Linked DNA regions of Homo sapiens: region 2 is linked to region 1. Evidence: read pairs that join two places in POLR2A ChIA-PET (ENCODE). Cell type or tissue: PC-3. All regions are shown on one strand.

What was found. ChIA-PET counts read pairs that join two places held together with the same protein. Peaks named below come from ENCODE experiments on the same cell type or tissue, not always from the same donor. Only the 100,000 strongest peaks of a DNase experiment are listed, where the experiment ranks them.
Region 2: POLR2A ChIA-PET joins it to region 1 with 23 read pairs; 2 of 35 experiments call an interaction of 5 or more read pairs at or near these places.

The regions. Positions count from the first base shown.
Region 1 is chr4:143,697,159-143,705,158 of GRCh38, forward strand. It overlaps FREM3 (FRAS1 related extracellular matrix 3), which reads right to left and starts at 3,517. Exons shown (of 8, transcript NM_001168235.2): 1 at 1-3,517. The coding sequence starts at 3,517. RefSeq lists an enhancer at 2,884-3,541. In PC-3, no CTCF peak of the experiment used is centred here; no DNase peak of the experiment used is centred here; H3K4me3 peaks cover 984 bases; H3K27me3 peaks cover 4,863 bases.
Region 2 is chr4:143,971,256-143,979,255 of GRCh38, forward strand. LOC101927636 (a long non-coding RNA gene) reads left to right here. Exons shown (of 7, transcript NR_125886.1): 5 at 1,855-1,996. Among named protein-coding and RNA genes, the nearest start is that of GYPB, 44 kb to the right of the region's middle. In PC-3, no CTCF peak of the experiment used is centred here; no DNase peak of the experiment used is centred here.

The sequences.
Region 1 (8,000 bases):
CATCAGAGCAATAAAAGGTGAATTGGTCCTCTTGTGGCTCTACTCCCTTGTGAATACTCTGTACATAATTGATATGCCTCACTTGGATATCTCTGAGGGAGAAAGCACTGATAGGGCTACCAGACTGGGACATTTTTGAACCAGGAGCTGATGCAATCTTTTCCAGGTAGCCAGAGGCTGGCTGACTAGTCACTGTGCAGAGGAGTTCATCTTGATGAGTGTCCACATCTTCAACATGGAGATGTTGTAAGGTCAAGGAGTTCTTCTCACCTTCATAGACAATGAAGGACTCCCCGACGAAGACCTTGGGTCCCACATTGTCCACAGGCAGCACAGTTACTTGTACCTGTACTTTCTCTATTATGCTATTCCCCACTACCCATTGGTAAGAATCTTTGGAGAGGATGAGGCTGAAGGCATCGTGCTGCTTTTGAAAACCAACTTCACCTGCAGTGTGGGCATAGGCTACTCTCCCATTGATGAGATCCTCTTGGGTGAATCGTTCTGTGGGCAAACCATTTACCAGAATAGTGCCCAGTTTGGGGCTGTCCTTTACAATGAAAGACAGCATCAAGTCACCTACATCCTTCCTTTTGCCATGGATGACACCCATGGTAATTTCAGTGGCTTTATTCTCTAGTACGTCTATAGAAACATCCAATAATGAACTACTTCTGAGAGAGATCCTAGGACTTCTGTTAGCCACATTGGGATGCACAGAAATTGGGATGGTGATGGGTATATGGTGCACCCCATCACTTACTTCCAGATGGAAAGTGTCACTGGTAGTCGTCTGGTCTCTGCCATGCTGGTAAGAGACACTCCCGTTAATAACATCAGCTTGCATGAAAGATTCCCCTGGGACCATACATCTTTTAAAGTACTGCAAGTGTCCATGTTGGGGACCCCGGACTAATATGAAGACAATTTGGTCAATGTCTGTGTCTGGGTCTGTAACATGCAGCTCATTACTGCTGAGGTTAAAGCTGCCTCCCTCTAAGATAGCAAAGCCTCTGTTGGTGACTTCTGGGGGCTGGTTGTCCACAGGTTGCAGGAATAATGTGAATGTGCCTGGCACGCTATTGCCTGCAGCATCTTCCACCTGGTAAGTAAACTGCACAACCCGTGGTGCAATACCCAATTTCTGTGGAGGCTGGTAGGCAACTTTATGCTGATTTACCTGGGCTTGGGTAAAGTGCATGATGAGTGTGTCTGGTGAATCAGTGAGCACAATTTCTCCAGCCCGGACTTGGTGGTTGCCATCTGTGTCAGTCGGGAGTGTCAGTAGGGTGTACCATAGGTTCTGGTCATCAGAGTCCTGGTCAATGTATCGGAGGAAATTCTTCTGGAAGTGAGTGAGTTGGTATTCTTGTACAGTCATTTCTAGTGTAGTTCCTGGATACAGCTGTGGACTCAGTATATCCACTGGTTGGACCTTGATGGTGAAAATGTGCTGTTTGGAGAGATTGGGTGGGTCATGGTCATCCTGCACATGGAAAGCCAGCTGGACCATTACAGATTGAGGGCTGTGTGGTCCAAGATGGCGGTAGAAGAGTCTCCCTTCCATTATGTCTCTCTGTAGCCACTCAGTCACCACTTTCTCATAAAGCCCTTCCTTTTCCATGTAGTGCCAGTCTTCATCTTCAGTTGAGAGAGGTAGTTCAGCCTGCTGCAGCAACAGGTCCCCCAGGTAGTGGCCTGAGTGGGAGGAACCAGGGGCCAACTCCCACTGAGGCTCTTCCTCATTTCCTTTTAGGGGCTGGTTCTCCAGCACAAAGTGGATGGTTGAGTCCTCAGAGTCAATATCAGTAGCACTCAGTACAAAGGGAGAGATCTGGACCACCTGCCCTTCAGTGAGTGAGAGTCCTGTGTTAGTATTGACCATTGGTGGTTCATCATCCACAGGTAGGATGGTGAGGGGAAAGAGGAAGTCCACTTGGTGGTGCCCGTCCTCCATCCGGAAGATGATATTGTCACTGTAGGTGTTGCTGCCATCATGCTGATACACCACTCGCCCTGCTGCCAGGTCCGCTGGTGTGAAATACTTGCACCCAGCAGGTGCCCCAAACACCACCAGCTGCCCATGTCTCAAGCCCCTGACTGCAGCCATTTTCACCTCTTCCAGGTTATCTTTATCACTGATAGGAATGCTGTGGGTGCTGGACAAGGGCCTTGACTGACCTTCAAAAAGCACAAGTCCCCTGTTATGGCTAGCCACTGGGACCAGAGTATTCATGGATTTCACTGTCACCATGAAGGCAAAGGGGTCTGAGGCGGCGCCGTCTCCGTCCACCACCTCCAGCTCCAGCTGAAAGAGGCGCTCCCCATGGGAGTTCTCTGCAGGGGGCTGATAGGCAATCTTCAGCTCCCTCAGCTCCTGCTGGGTGAAGAAGGAGACTGGAAGCCCTAGAGGGTCGTCGGTGCTGACCACGTAGCCCTGTTGCCCCGGGTGCCCTGGTGGGTGAGTGGGGGCGTTCAGAATGTTGAACACCAGGTCACCAGGGTCTGACTCGACGTCCTCCGCGGCCAGTGCGTCAGGCGTCAGGGCTGTCAGCACCAGTGGATCCACCTCCATCATCATCGTGGCCATGAAGCTGGGCCTGGGCGGTGTGTTCTCGGCTCCGCCGCGGATCCTCACGAGCAGCTGGAAGTGCTCGCGGACCAGCACACCCGCGGACCCAGCGTCTTGGCCCTCAGGCCCCAGCAGCTCCACCATCATGGGCACGTAGTCACGGTTGGGCGAGGAGGTGGCTGTGTGCTGATAGCGCACCCCAGCACGGAGGAAAGCCTCACAGTCTACGCCCTTGCCCCTGGGGAGAGGGGCCCCCACCGCGTCCACCAAGCGCCCGTACTTGGGCAGGGGGCCGTCCTCGTGAGGAAGTGGGGTAAGCCGGCACCTGCGGGTGGCCGTGGCTCCAGACTTCAGGGAGGCGAAGTCCAGCACTCTCCTGTCTATGGCGCGGCTCCAGCTTCGCAGCTTCTCCACTACCAAAGGCCTGTTACGCGTCACCAGCTCCAGCTGGGAGAAGACCAAGTCCACCGCCAGCGTGAAGGGCAGCACCAGAGTGTGAGTCGGGGCGTCGTAGCGCAGCTGCAGCAGCACCCGGGCGCGTCCGGGGCTGTGGGAGCCGAAGTGAGTGTACTGGACTTGGCGGGGCCCGAAGGTGCAGGGGAAGCGGCGCGGGGAGAGCGCGCCCTTGAGCCGCGGCAGGGCGTCCAGTACCGTGACTTCGCACCGGTCCCCCGGCTGCACTCCAATCACCAGATCCCGGAGCGGGTCGAGCCAAAGGGAACGACCCAGGGGCACCCGGAGTCCAGGGTTGGCAATCAGCACGCTGGGGCCGTCGGGGCGAGTGCCGTCAAGCGCACCCCGGGCGGGCAGGTAAAGCGCCGGGTCGGGCTCGGTCCCAAGTGAGGATGCCCGTCCCTGCAGCGCGGGGCGACTCAAGAGCAGGCAGGCGAGCGCCACAAGGAGCTGCCGGGGCGTCCCAGTCGGGTGCCGAGAAGCCCCCGCCATGGCCACGGATGGCTCCTGGCGTTGGGATTCCCGGGGTGGGGTGCCCTGTGCAAAGAGGGATCTGCTGAGCGGCAGGTGCAGGCAGTGGAAGCAGTAGCTGCTGTCCAGTCGGTAGCCGACTTGCGGATCCAGCAAGAGCCAGCGGCTGCGCTTCGGCTGCTGCAGGTAACGGCAGCGGGGGAAGGGGCTCTGCCCACTTCCTGCTCAGCCCCGGTCGCAAGTCTCTCTCTGCTGGCTTCTGGGGACCCCAGATACGCGCCCAGCGCGGCGAGACTTAGCGAGGGTGCAGCGCTGTCCCCTCCGCTCCTGGGCGCTTCACCCAGCCTACCTTACACACCTTCTCGCCGGGAGCCGTGGCCGCCGCACTGCTGCCCGCGCTGCCAGACTCCGACCAGCTGTCTGGATACTCTCTTCCCCAGGTGCCACAAAGGGATTGTCCCTCAGGGTTGGGAGAGAGACGGTGACTGTACTCGGGTCAGTCCTGCGTCTGTGAGATTGAGCTCCTGTTGTCCATTCATCCAGGGATTGGTGTTTCTGAAAAGGGGGAGAGACACCATTCCTCTTCCTTACCGCTGACAGGAGTGTATCTTCTAGCCAAAAACTGAGTCTCACTTCGGACATAAAAGAAGCTGGTGGGAGCTATTTTGCAAATAGGATTTTCTAGCTGTCTGTCTGATGAAGCAGCTTATTCAGGATCTTGTAATTCGGTGCTTCCAAACAACCCTGACGTTTTTCTTCTGCTCAGGTTTTGAAAAAGAAAATCAGCACCCAAACTTACTTGAACAGCTTGTAATCTGGGTTTTTTTTTTTTTTTTTTTTTTTGTCATTGGGTCTCACATAACAAAATCAGGTGTGCGGCTCGGCTTCCTTTCGTTTTCTTAGAATGTGGTTTCCATATCTGATCAACAATGACTTGCCTGTTAGTTTATTAGACATGCTGTTTTCTAATTACTTTCTTCGTAGACAGTAGCCAGAGGGGAGGATGTCAAAGGAAACAGTAGCAGAATACTTGGATCAATTTCTGTGGCTCAATCATTTAACACCTGGAATCAGTCTCTTCATGGCTTTCAGATGAAGGTGACTATGGATGTAGTGTTAGGTACTTAACAGAATCCTATTAATTTTTTAAGTTTTAAAATAGCCAATTTAGTTACAGTGCAGAGTAATCTTTTTCTATAAATAAAGTAGTAGTAATAGTAACGTGCTTCCTTATAAAATTAATGTGAATGTGAGAGACTTTTTGATGACAGTAAAAATAGATGTCTACAAACTATATTGATAGAAATGGCTTCAAGGGGGAATAGAAATCTTTAAATGTTATCCCCATGTTATTCTTTTAGTTTTTTACCGTGTTACAAATGCCTGTTTTATTCACAGCAGCAACGGCATCAGCTGATTTTCAGGGCAAGAATAATCTGCTAGTGACTTGAAAGATTTAATTTTCTCTCTAAACATTTAATTTAATCATCCAGTGAAATGCTATGGGTCTATACAATTCACTTTAGTTGAATGTTAGTGTGCCCCATTAGCACACAGATTTGTTCATATAACAGAATTTTGAGATAATAAGTTTGAATCAATATGTGTTTAGCCTAATGATACAGTATTAGTTCAGTGTATCTGGAAAAATATTATTTAAAAATATATTTCTAATTGAAACACAGGTAAAGTTTCATTGTAAATGAGTCATTATATTATATTTTATAAAGCTGCTGCCTTGTCCAAAGGATGGGTTTTTAATGGTAGAACTTTTATTAGTTTGCATATATTAAAGTTACCAAATGAATATTCCTATAGGAGTGCAGTTTTGGTTCTTTTTCAAGCACACTCACTCACTTTGGGACAAGTACCTTTTTTTCTATGCTATTTTCACTGGAAGTAGAGATGGATGTGGGCAGCTGAGATAACAGAAAGCTGAACTACTATGTTTATATTTTTGTCCTCTGACCCTCCCTCTTCAGCATATATTCCCTTCACCTCTTTTTCACCATTAAATGTCTTAAAAGAGTTTTTTATTTCATTACTGTCTCCATTTCTTCACCTCTCACTCATTGTCTCTTTAGGGCACTCCCAGTCTGGTTTCCACCTTAGACACACCAAAAAAACTTTCACTAAGGTCATTAGTAACTTCCATCTGGCAAACTCCTATAACTATCTCTCATATTGTTAATGTTGCCACACCTTTCTGGTTTCTTTTCTACCTCCCAGTCTAAGTCTCATTTCTTCAGGAAGCATTTTTCAAATGCTCTTCAAACCATGTTGCAAAATCTCTGTAGTTATCTATTCATGTACAGGTCGATTAGTGTCTGTCTTCCCTGTTTGGCTTTAAGCTACAGGAGAGCAGGGAGTATGTAATGTTCACCATTGATACTTAGTGCTTATGCCAAGGACTGGCACATAGCAGGTATGTAATAAGTATTTGTTGATTGATTGATTGATTGAATGAATGAATAAATAGAAAAATGAAAGGGAATCAGAAGTAGTGATCGACATACTTTGCAGTTTAGGTGTCAGGCAGGAGAAACCAGTGCAAGCGTAGGATGACTTCTTTCGTCTTTCCTCAGAATATGCCAGTTCATTAGAGGTCAGTGGAAGCTCTGTTTAGAAAATTCAAATTTGATTTCTAGCCAAATATTTATATTACCCAAATTTTCTTTTCACAGGGTAATTTCACTATCCATATTGTACTTCATTCTCTCATTAATCCAAATTTATTCTTTAAACCTGAGCTGCATCAAGTCTGTCATTAAGTGGGAAGGATGCCCAAGGTTTTCATAAGCCCTACATTATGGGATCATTGTGAAAAACCCCTGAAAGCTGGTTATGTGTCATATTTCTAATTTATATATAGTAACAGATCCCACTTCATACAGCTATCATAAGAATTAAACAGATTACTACACATAAAATGCTTTGAATAGTGCCTGGCACACAGTAAGCACTCAATAAATGTAAGTAATTATTATAATTATAGATAAGAAACTGAGACTTACAGGAGTTAAGTAGAAAAATTTTACCTTGCGAGTTAATTCCACTATAACTAAAAGTATGTCCTGTAGGGAAGGACTTCTTAATACCCCCATCACTTCAGGACAACTTTCCGTCATGCTACACTTCATAAATAACTGGCTCTGCCCTGAGGTACATAGAATAAATGGCATTAAATAGGTCATAGAAGGGAGACTATGTGTCCAAATATCCTGAGTGTGCTTTGGCAGAGAGAGAGTCCATTTTTAGAAAAGTCACATCCAGCTTTCAGAAGTTACTGGGAACAAGCAGGAAAAGTTCTCACCTCATGAACCAGGAAGCGCTAGAACAGCAGTCCGCATTCCCCCAAACTAATGGAGCCAAGACCAGCTATCTAACCTTTTCTTTGTGGAAGTTATTTTTTCTCTACCAGCTGGAGAAACAAAAGATCTTAAACCCCACATGTCACACCATGAATGCCTTGAATCAGGTTGCCTGCAAATGTTTAGCATTGATGTACTTCAGTAAAGCCTAGAGGCTTTGCTCTAATTGGGTCACCAGTGGGCTCTTAGAAGAACATGCTCCAGGGAGACTACAAGTAAAACAAAACAAAACAAAACATGGAAAACAAAACATTAAAATGGCATCCAAACCATTTGTAACCTGTGGGGACTGCAGCTTCAAGAGAAGTTAACTAAACTAAGTCACACAGCCTGTCAGTGGCCAAGCCACCTTTGCTTCCATTACATATGGACTCCGTGGGGCGCCTGCATTTTCTGTGAGTCTCTCCCAACCTGAAGAATGCAGTAGCTGCAGCTCCACCTCAATAACTACATCTCAGGGCCATGTCTTTCTTTGCATAAATCTGGGCTAGGTTCTCCATGCCCTCCGGGATGGGCACCATTATTCTCTGTGCCTCTACACATGATAGGATGTTGGTAAAGGCAGGCTCCATACAGTGGAGCAAGGAGAAGATCATCATACCCAATGGGAATAACCAGTTAGCATATGTCAACAAGTGATGCTGCATTCATTAACTTTTAAAACATTCCCAACAAACTACTAGTCATCCTATTTCGCTTGCCTTCAGAAAGGTGGTTGAAAGTCAAGGTACAGGCTGGGCACGGTGGCTCATGCCTGTAATCCCAGCACTTTGAGAGGCTGAGGCAGGTGGATCACGAGGTCAGGAGATCGAGACCATCCTGGCTAAAATGGTGAAACCCCGTCTCTACTAAAAATACAAAAATTAGCCGGGCGTGGTGGCGGGCGCCTGTAGTCCCAGCTACTTGGGAGGCTGAGGCAGGAGAATGGCGTGAACCCCGGAGGCGGAGCTTGCAGTGAGCCGAGATTGTGCCACTGCACTCCAGCCTGGGCGACAGAGTGAGACTCCATCGCAAAAAATATATAAATAAATAAATGAATAAATAAATAAATAAAAAAGAAAGTCAAGTCCATTGGTAACGTCAGAGCCATTTGAGAACTGAGTGGTGTGAAAAAAGAGGGAAGAGGGAAATGA
Region 2 (8,000 bases), 270 kb after region 1:
TATTCTAGAAAGGGCAAAACAATGTTGGATTTGGACAAGACTTTGTGGAACTTAGGATGATTGAAATCTGTCTAGCATCTCAGGTGTCCTCTTCAATTTTGGCAGAGGCAGAGTTGGAAATGGGGAGAGGACTCTGGCTCAAGGTGGAGAGGGGCTTCCACAAATTGGCAAATGTCACTCTACATAGTTTTGAAAACAGAAAATGACCTTGCTTTATAAAATTCTGTGGTTTGATGTTCTGTTGCTTTGTGAAATGCTTTTTAGAATATATATTAGATACCTATATATCATTATATATTATATGGTAGGAAGAGGGGCAGAAAAAGAATTGCTTTCTTATCACTAACTCTCTAACAAAATATTTCCTTTCTTACTTCACCTGAAATTGGGTGCTTAAGGGAGGGGATGGGAAGATGAGGCAGCTGGGAAAGTTCAGGCTGGGTGACAAGAAGAGTAGGAAGAAGACAGATGGTGTTTTTCAGAATAGATGGCCTCTGATCAGAAGTAGAGGCATCATATTGACATTGCCAAAAAGATGGGCTCTCAAGCTCTCTCCTACTGTAGTTTTAAAAATTAAATATTCTTGTCTTATACAAATTAGAACATGTCCTAAAAATATGTTGGGTGCTCAGGTGCTGTACTCATAATGCTCACTACTTAGCAACCTATCTGACACTTTATACCTTACTTGAAGGCCCCAATTACATGCTGATAGAAGTTGCCTTTGATTTTGCTGCAATTTTGTGTATTTCTTATTTTAATGGAATACTTCATATGTATGTTTTACTTCAAGAAGGAGGTAGGATGGTTGTCTCCAGAGGGTAGGGTGTGGGGGAGGGAGGGAATGGGGAGCTGTTGATCAAAGGGTACAAAGTTTCACATAAAAGGAAGAATAGGTTTTTGAGATCTATTGCACAGCAGGGTGACTATAGCCAATAATAATGTATTTATGTCTCAAAATAACTAAGAACAAATTTGAAATATCTTACCATAAAAAATAATGGGTAATCAAGGGGATGAATATATTAATTAGTTTGGTTTAATCATTCCACATTGTATTCATGTAGCAAAACATCACATTGTATCCCATAAATGTATATAATTGCAATTTGTCAATCAAAAATAATATTAATAATTTAAAATTTTTATTTCTTTGTCTTGACTTTATCCTTCTAAGTAGGAATTGTACATATGTCATAGCTAATATTATTTTTTCTTAGTCTTAAAAATACATCTACAGTTTCTCTGTTAAGTGTGATGTTTGTTATAAAGTTTTGGTAGTTAGCCTTTAACAATTTCTTTTTTCATAATTAGCCTTTTCATTTTTGTCCACTTTTTCTCAGGCCAATTCTGGTAATTTATATTGACAATTTATTATTATATGTATAATCATGTAACATATGTTATATATGACAACTTAGAACTTCATATAAAACCAGTTATGTAACTTGTTTCAAATTCATGGTGTTCTTTTATGGATGAGGATATTTTGACTCTCACACACCCAAATACTGCTATATATCCTAGTTGCCTGTTTCTTTTAGGACACCGCTGCTAGTGGTATACAGAACTTTCGCTCTTTTGTGTTAGAGAATTATTCACTTATTAATACATTTTGTATATTTTTTGTTTTTATATTTTTCTTATTTCGATAGCTTTTTGGGTACAAGTGGTTTTTGGTTACGTGGATGAAATACATAGTGGTGAATTGTGAAATTTTAGTGCACTCCTCACCCGAGTTGTGTACATTGTACCCAATGTGTAGTTTTTTGTCCCTCACCCCTCTTCCACCCTCCCGCTTCTGAGTCTCCAAAGTCCATTATATAACTCTATTTGCCTTTGTGTACTTCATAGCTTTGCTTCCACTTCTAAGTGAGAACATACAGTGTTTGGTTTTTCATTCCTGAGTTACTTCACCTAGAACAATGGCCTCCAGCTCCATCCAAGTTGCTGCAGAAGACATTTCATTCCTTTTATGGCTGAGTAGTATTCCATGGTGCGTATATACCACATTTTCTTTATCCACTCATTGGTTGATGGACACTTACATTGGTTCTATATCTTTGCAATTGTGAATTGGGTTGCAATAGACATATGTGTTCATGTGTCTTTTTCATATCATGATTTCTTTTCCTTTGGGTAGATACCCTGTAGTGAGATTTCTGGATCAAACGGTTAGATCTACTTTTAGTTTCTTAAGGAATCTCCATACCGTTTTCCATAGATGTTGTGCTAATTTACATTCCCACCAGCAGTGTATAAACATTCCACTTTCACCAGATCCAGGTCAACATCTATTGTTTTCTGACTTTTTAATTATGGCCATTCTTGCAAGGAGTAAGGTGGTATCTTTTCCTTTGGGTAGATGCCCAGTAGTAGAACTGCTGCATTGAAGGATAGATCTACTTTTAGTTTCTTAAGAAATCTCCATACTGTTTTCCATAGAGGTTGTAATTCTTCTTTTCTGATTTGGATGCCCTTTATTTCTCTGGACTGATGGCTCTGACCAGGAATTCCAGTCCTATGTTGAATAGAAGGGGTGAAAGTGGGCATCCTGGGCTTGTTTCAGTTCTCAGGGGAAACACTTTCAACTTTTCCCCATTTAGTATGATGTTGCCTGTGGGTTTGTCATATATGGCTTTTATTAACTTGAGGTAAGTACCTTCTATGCCTAGTTTGTTGAGAGTTTTTAATCATAAAGCGATGCTAAATTTTATCAAGTGCTTTTTCTGCATCTATTGAGATGATCATATGGTTTTGTTTTTAATTCTGGTTATGTAGTGTATCACATTTATTGATTTGCATACATTAGACCATCCCTGCATCCCTGAGGTGAAACCCGCTTGATCGTGGTGTATTATCTTTTTGATGTGCTGCTGTATTTGGTTAGCAAATACTTTGTTGAGGATTTTTGCATCTATGTTCACTGGGGATATTGGTCTGTAGTTTTCTTTTTTTGTTATGTCCTTTCCTGGTTTGGCGATTAGGGTGATACTGGCTTCATTCTCTTATTTCTATGTGACTGGTATGCAGAGATAAGGGTTTCACCATTTGTACGAATATGCAGTTTTAATGTGAAATATGTTTTTTAGCTATTTGATACTTTTTCTTTCTTAATAAATTGAATGAGTATACACACACCTATTCTGATGCTGTGTGCATTTAAAACCTCATGTACTTTGTCACTCTAGCTTTATATTGCAGACTCCCTTACTGTATTGTCTGGACTTACTTCTGCCCACCACATTGCTTACTCTGTAGGCTCCAGGGGTGAATGCCAGGGATGAGGTAAAATTTTGGTTATATATATGACTGACTTTTTACAAAGATGAAATTAAAATTATTTCTTTAGGGCCATGTAATGTCACCCAAATCATGTTGGTCAAAGAGTACAAACTTTCACTTACAAGATGAGTAAGTTCTGGGAATCTAATATGCAGCATGATGACAATAGTTAATAATACTGTACAGATGTTCCTTGACTTACAATGGAGTTATGTTCCAACAGACTCAACGTAAGCTGAAAATATTGTAACTCAGGGGTGTCCCATCTTTTGGCTTCCCTGGGCCACGCTGGAAGGATTGTCTTGGGTCACACATAAAATACACTAGCACTAACGAAAGCTGATGAGCTAAGAAAAATCACACAAAAGAATCTCATAATGTTTTAAGAAAATTTACAAATTTGTGTTGGGCCTCATTCAAAGCCATACTGGGCTGCATGTTGCCCATGGGCCATGGTTTTGACAAGCTTGTTGTAACTTACAAATGTATTTAATACGCCTAGGCTACAGAATATCATAGGTTAGCCTAGCCTACTTTAAATAAGCTCAGAACGCTTATATTGGCGTACTTGGGCAAAATCACCTAACACAAAGCCTATTTAGTAATAAAGTGCTGAATATCTCATGTAATTTATTGAATACTGTACTGAAAGTGAAAAACAGAATGGTTATATGAGTACTTAAAATGCAGTTTCTACTGACTGACTTTTACACAATCTTAAAATTGAAAAATTTTAAGTAGAGAACTCTCTGTATTGTATCCTTGAAATCTGCTAAAAGAGCAGGCCTTAAAAGTTCTCACTACACGCCCAGGTAACTATGTGAAGTGATGGAGGTGTTGACTAACTTGATATCACTTCACAATATTTACGTATATCAAAGCATTGTAACTCAATTGCAGATTCAGTCACTCGATGCTTGCCGAGTCCAGTTTACAAGAGTGAGGTCTGATATAAAGAAAGTGACTTTTTAATCCAAAGCTTAGCTTGTGGAAAGAAGTCCAGGCTCTTGCCTTTAAAGGCACTGCTTCACTTTTGGGGCAGAAAGCCAGAGCTTTTAAAGGGGAACTTGGCATGAATGACAGGCAGGGAAGGAGCAGTTGGGGGTCTAGGTGACTTGGTTTGTTGCCTTATCTACCCAGTGGTTGAGCTAGTGCTAGACTGTAAGGTGGCTGTGGTCTGGAGATACTCTCCAGATGGGATAGAGTTTCCTGTGGGCAAACTTTAGGTTGTAAATTGACTCTTGTCTCTAGAGGCAATCTTCTGGTGGGAGAGATTTCTGGCTCTGGGGCTTCTAGGTATGCACACAGTTAGATGAGCTTGTCCTGTAGGGAGTGTCTGGTGAAGGGAAGGTAGAGGTTCTAATTGCATTTCTAAAGAGTTAAGTAGGAAGTGGGGAACGGGGCAGAGGAAGAAAGAGAAAAAAACAAAAAAAAAATTTAAAAAATAACTCGTTCTCTTTCTCTTAGGGAAATGGCAGTTCTGGGTTACAGCATCCCATTGTACACAAAACTTGTCTAACCCACGGCCCATGAGCTGCATGAAGCCCAGGAAGGCTTTGACTGTGGCTCAACACATTCAAAGAAAGTTTGTAAACTTTCTTTAAACATTATGAGATTATTTTGCAGTTTTTGTTTTAAGCTCATCAGCTGTCATTAGTGTTAGTGTATTTTATGTGTGGTCCAAAACAGTTCTTCCTGTGTGGCCCAGGGAAGCCAGAAGATTGGACACCCTTGTTGTACACCTTAAATACAGAGTTTTGTGTTTCAATTTTCCCTCAGTTAAGCTGGGAAAAAAATGGCCATACCCAAAAATTACACATAAAATAGTTGGGTCAAATTTCTATTTTAATCTTGAATATCTTTCTTTTACAATAAACTTCTCTCACATGATTTTTTAATAGTTTCAGAGTGTTTCATTTTATGGATATTTCAGAACTCAATAAGTTTCTATTTATTTATTTGGACACTGTGGTAGCGTCTAATTTTTGCTAAATCTTGGTGCACATTCTTAAATTTCAAAGCTGGACTTACTGAGTCTAGTGGGTCTTAAGACATATTGTTATCTGCCTCTCAAGAAGGTTTTGACTCACTTCAAATGAAGTCAAACATCTTCACCATGTATTTAACATTCAAATATTTTGTATGTGTGATTGTTCTCTTAGCTTATTTTTTGAGTTTTCACTGAGTTAGAACAATTCCTTGGTTTACTATAAAAAGAGAAAAAATTCATTATGAGCCAAATGGATTTTGAGAAATACATTCTGAGTTTTCTCTTTACAGAGGTTTTTGTTTTGTTTTTGCCTAGAGCATAGGGTTAACTGGACTAATTTACACTTTTCCATTAGCTTTATCTTATTCAGGATAATATGAGCCAGTTTTCTTAACCCTAACAGGGCATATTTCTGTTTTTTCTTAACTCGTTCTTTTTCTAGTGTATTGCTAAGTTTTCCAATTTAGTTCTTGCCTTAAAAATGACGTTGTCTAACATTATACTTGTAAAATACTGGAAAAAGTTTTTGTCATTCTTGCTGCAGGCAGTCAACAACTCAAGGTAACCCCTAGGTTAGCTGGAAATACATCTTGATTGGTACAGACTCCGGTTTCTAAGTGAATAAGCCGAGAACACACTGAGTGCCTGACGATGTGACATGCTATCATGTCACATGAAACTATCAGAACTTGCTGGGGTTCCAGATTCTGCACTAGAAATTCCTCCCAGTCGAGGGCTTTTTTTCCCTCCTGTGAAAAATAAACCAGAAGAAAGGAGAAGATGTATTTTTGTAATTTAGTTTCATGATTTTAAGGACCAAATCTCAGCTTTATTTCTCTAGAATAGGAAATAGAGATATCGTTGTCATCTTATGTTTTTTCTCACTTGATCTGATCTATGATCTGTTGAAACTTGATCATCTGTTCTTGCAAGTGAGGTTTTGTTGCTACATTTCTGAACTTCAAAATTAGAAAAATAATATCCTGAAGCTTCTAATACTTACAGTTGAGCTGACTTTATATTCTGTTTACACCTACCATTTTACATAAATCTTTATGCCTTTTATTTAGAAGACAACATAAAAATTAAAAGAGAAAAAATATCCCCCATATTCATAATACCTCTCTATGGACTATTCTTTTGTGGGATAAGGTAGGTGGGAGAATGGAAGAGTAGCAGACCCATTAGAATACAAAACATGTAAGTAACTATTATTTTTAAATTGGGGCCACTTGGACACCAAGATATTATTGCCTTTTTAAGAGATGTGTGTTCTAGAGAACTGATTTCCTTAAATCATTTCTGTTTCCAAGTTTCTACTCACAAATGTACTAGTGTCCTAAAGGGCATGAAGGAGATATATATATATATGTATGTAGAACAGTGATACACTAAATATGAATAGTAATATAGTAAATCACTGTTCTTCAAAATATGTATAAACAGAGATATAGTAAATCACTGTTCTTTTATAAACTGGGTCCCTATTCTATTTTTTATCCCCATAATAATATATTTTATAACTTCTGTTTAGAATATTGGCAGATAATAGAACTTGATTTTCTGATTTTCAATTTAAACACTTATCAATCAAATACATAAGTACTTGTACAGGGTAGAGAAAAGTTAATCCTTTATATTATCTACGTATCTCTGAAAGACAAGAAAGTTTCTGTACATTTACAGACTACAAATACAGAAGTTAAAGCAAATGCCTTCTAGCTGGCATAATATTAGGAAAAAAGCAGACTAAAGTATTATAAATTGGTAACAGAAGATATGTAAAGTAAAGACATGATCACCTAGATAGTATAAATCAATTTTCTATTCTTGTGCTGAAGCCTAGACCCCACATGGCAGCCTGATGTAATTCCATTACCATGCTTAATTACTTGGCACTTGTATAGCCTTTTTATTTTTGTGTTACTGTTATTCCTGGTAAATCATTCAGAAGAAATAAATTTTCTTGCCACTCAAAATTAACTAGTATGGTGCATTGCTGCCCCACCCCCCAAAAGATGAGTTGACAGCTACTGGGCATTAATCTAGCCATTTTTTGATAACAGAGTATCTCTTTGCACATAGTTATGAGAGTTATAAACATTCCAAATGTAATTATCTCAGTCCTTTACAACTTGGAAGTCTAATTAAAGAAAGTTTAAGATACTATAAATCTTAAGGAATTAGGTTTATAATGTGGAACCCAGTCAGAGTTTGGGATTACATTGGAAAGTGAGTATATTGAAAAGGATTGCAGAAACATTTCTCTCAGCCAGAATTTAATTGCTCAGAAAACTGAATTTCAGTAAAATAGATGAAAAGTGGTAGGCAGAGAGACTCAGACCTATGACTGCTGAAGAAAGAGCTAATTCCATATCCCTTTTTCTAGATGCCCTGGAATACACTTGTGTCAGTGACAAATGCTGCTTTGCTGTGCTACATCGAGTACAAGGTAGTGATAAGACATGACTGGGAAGCAGTTACCAGAGACAAGCGAGGATAGGGCTTTGACTGCATCCTCTGCTGGTGGCTTCTGTAGTTATGCATAAAATTTATTCTGACCTGTTTACTTTTATAGCCTGTCTTTACTTTGTTTCTTTTAATATTATGCATGTTTAGGCTATGCTTTTTCTTTAAATATGTGAGCAAATCTATTGGTGTAATGTACTCATTACCCTAAAACCTATATTATAATGGACCTGAAGACCATAAGGTAGAAGATCAG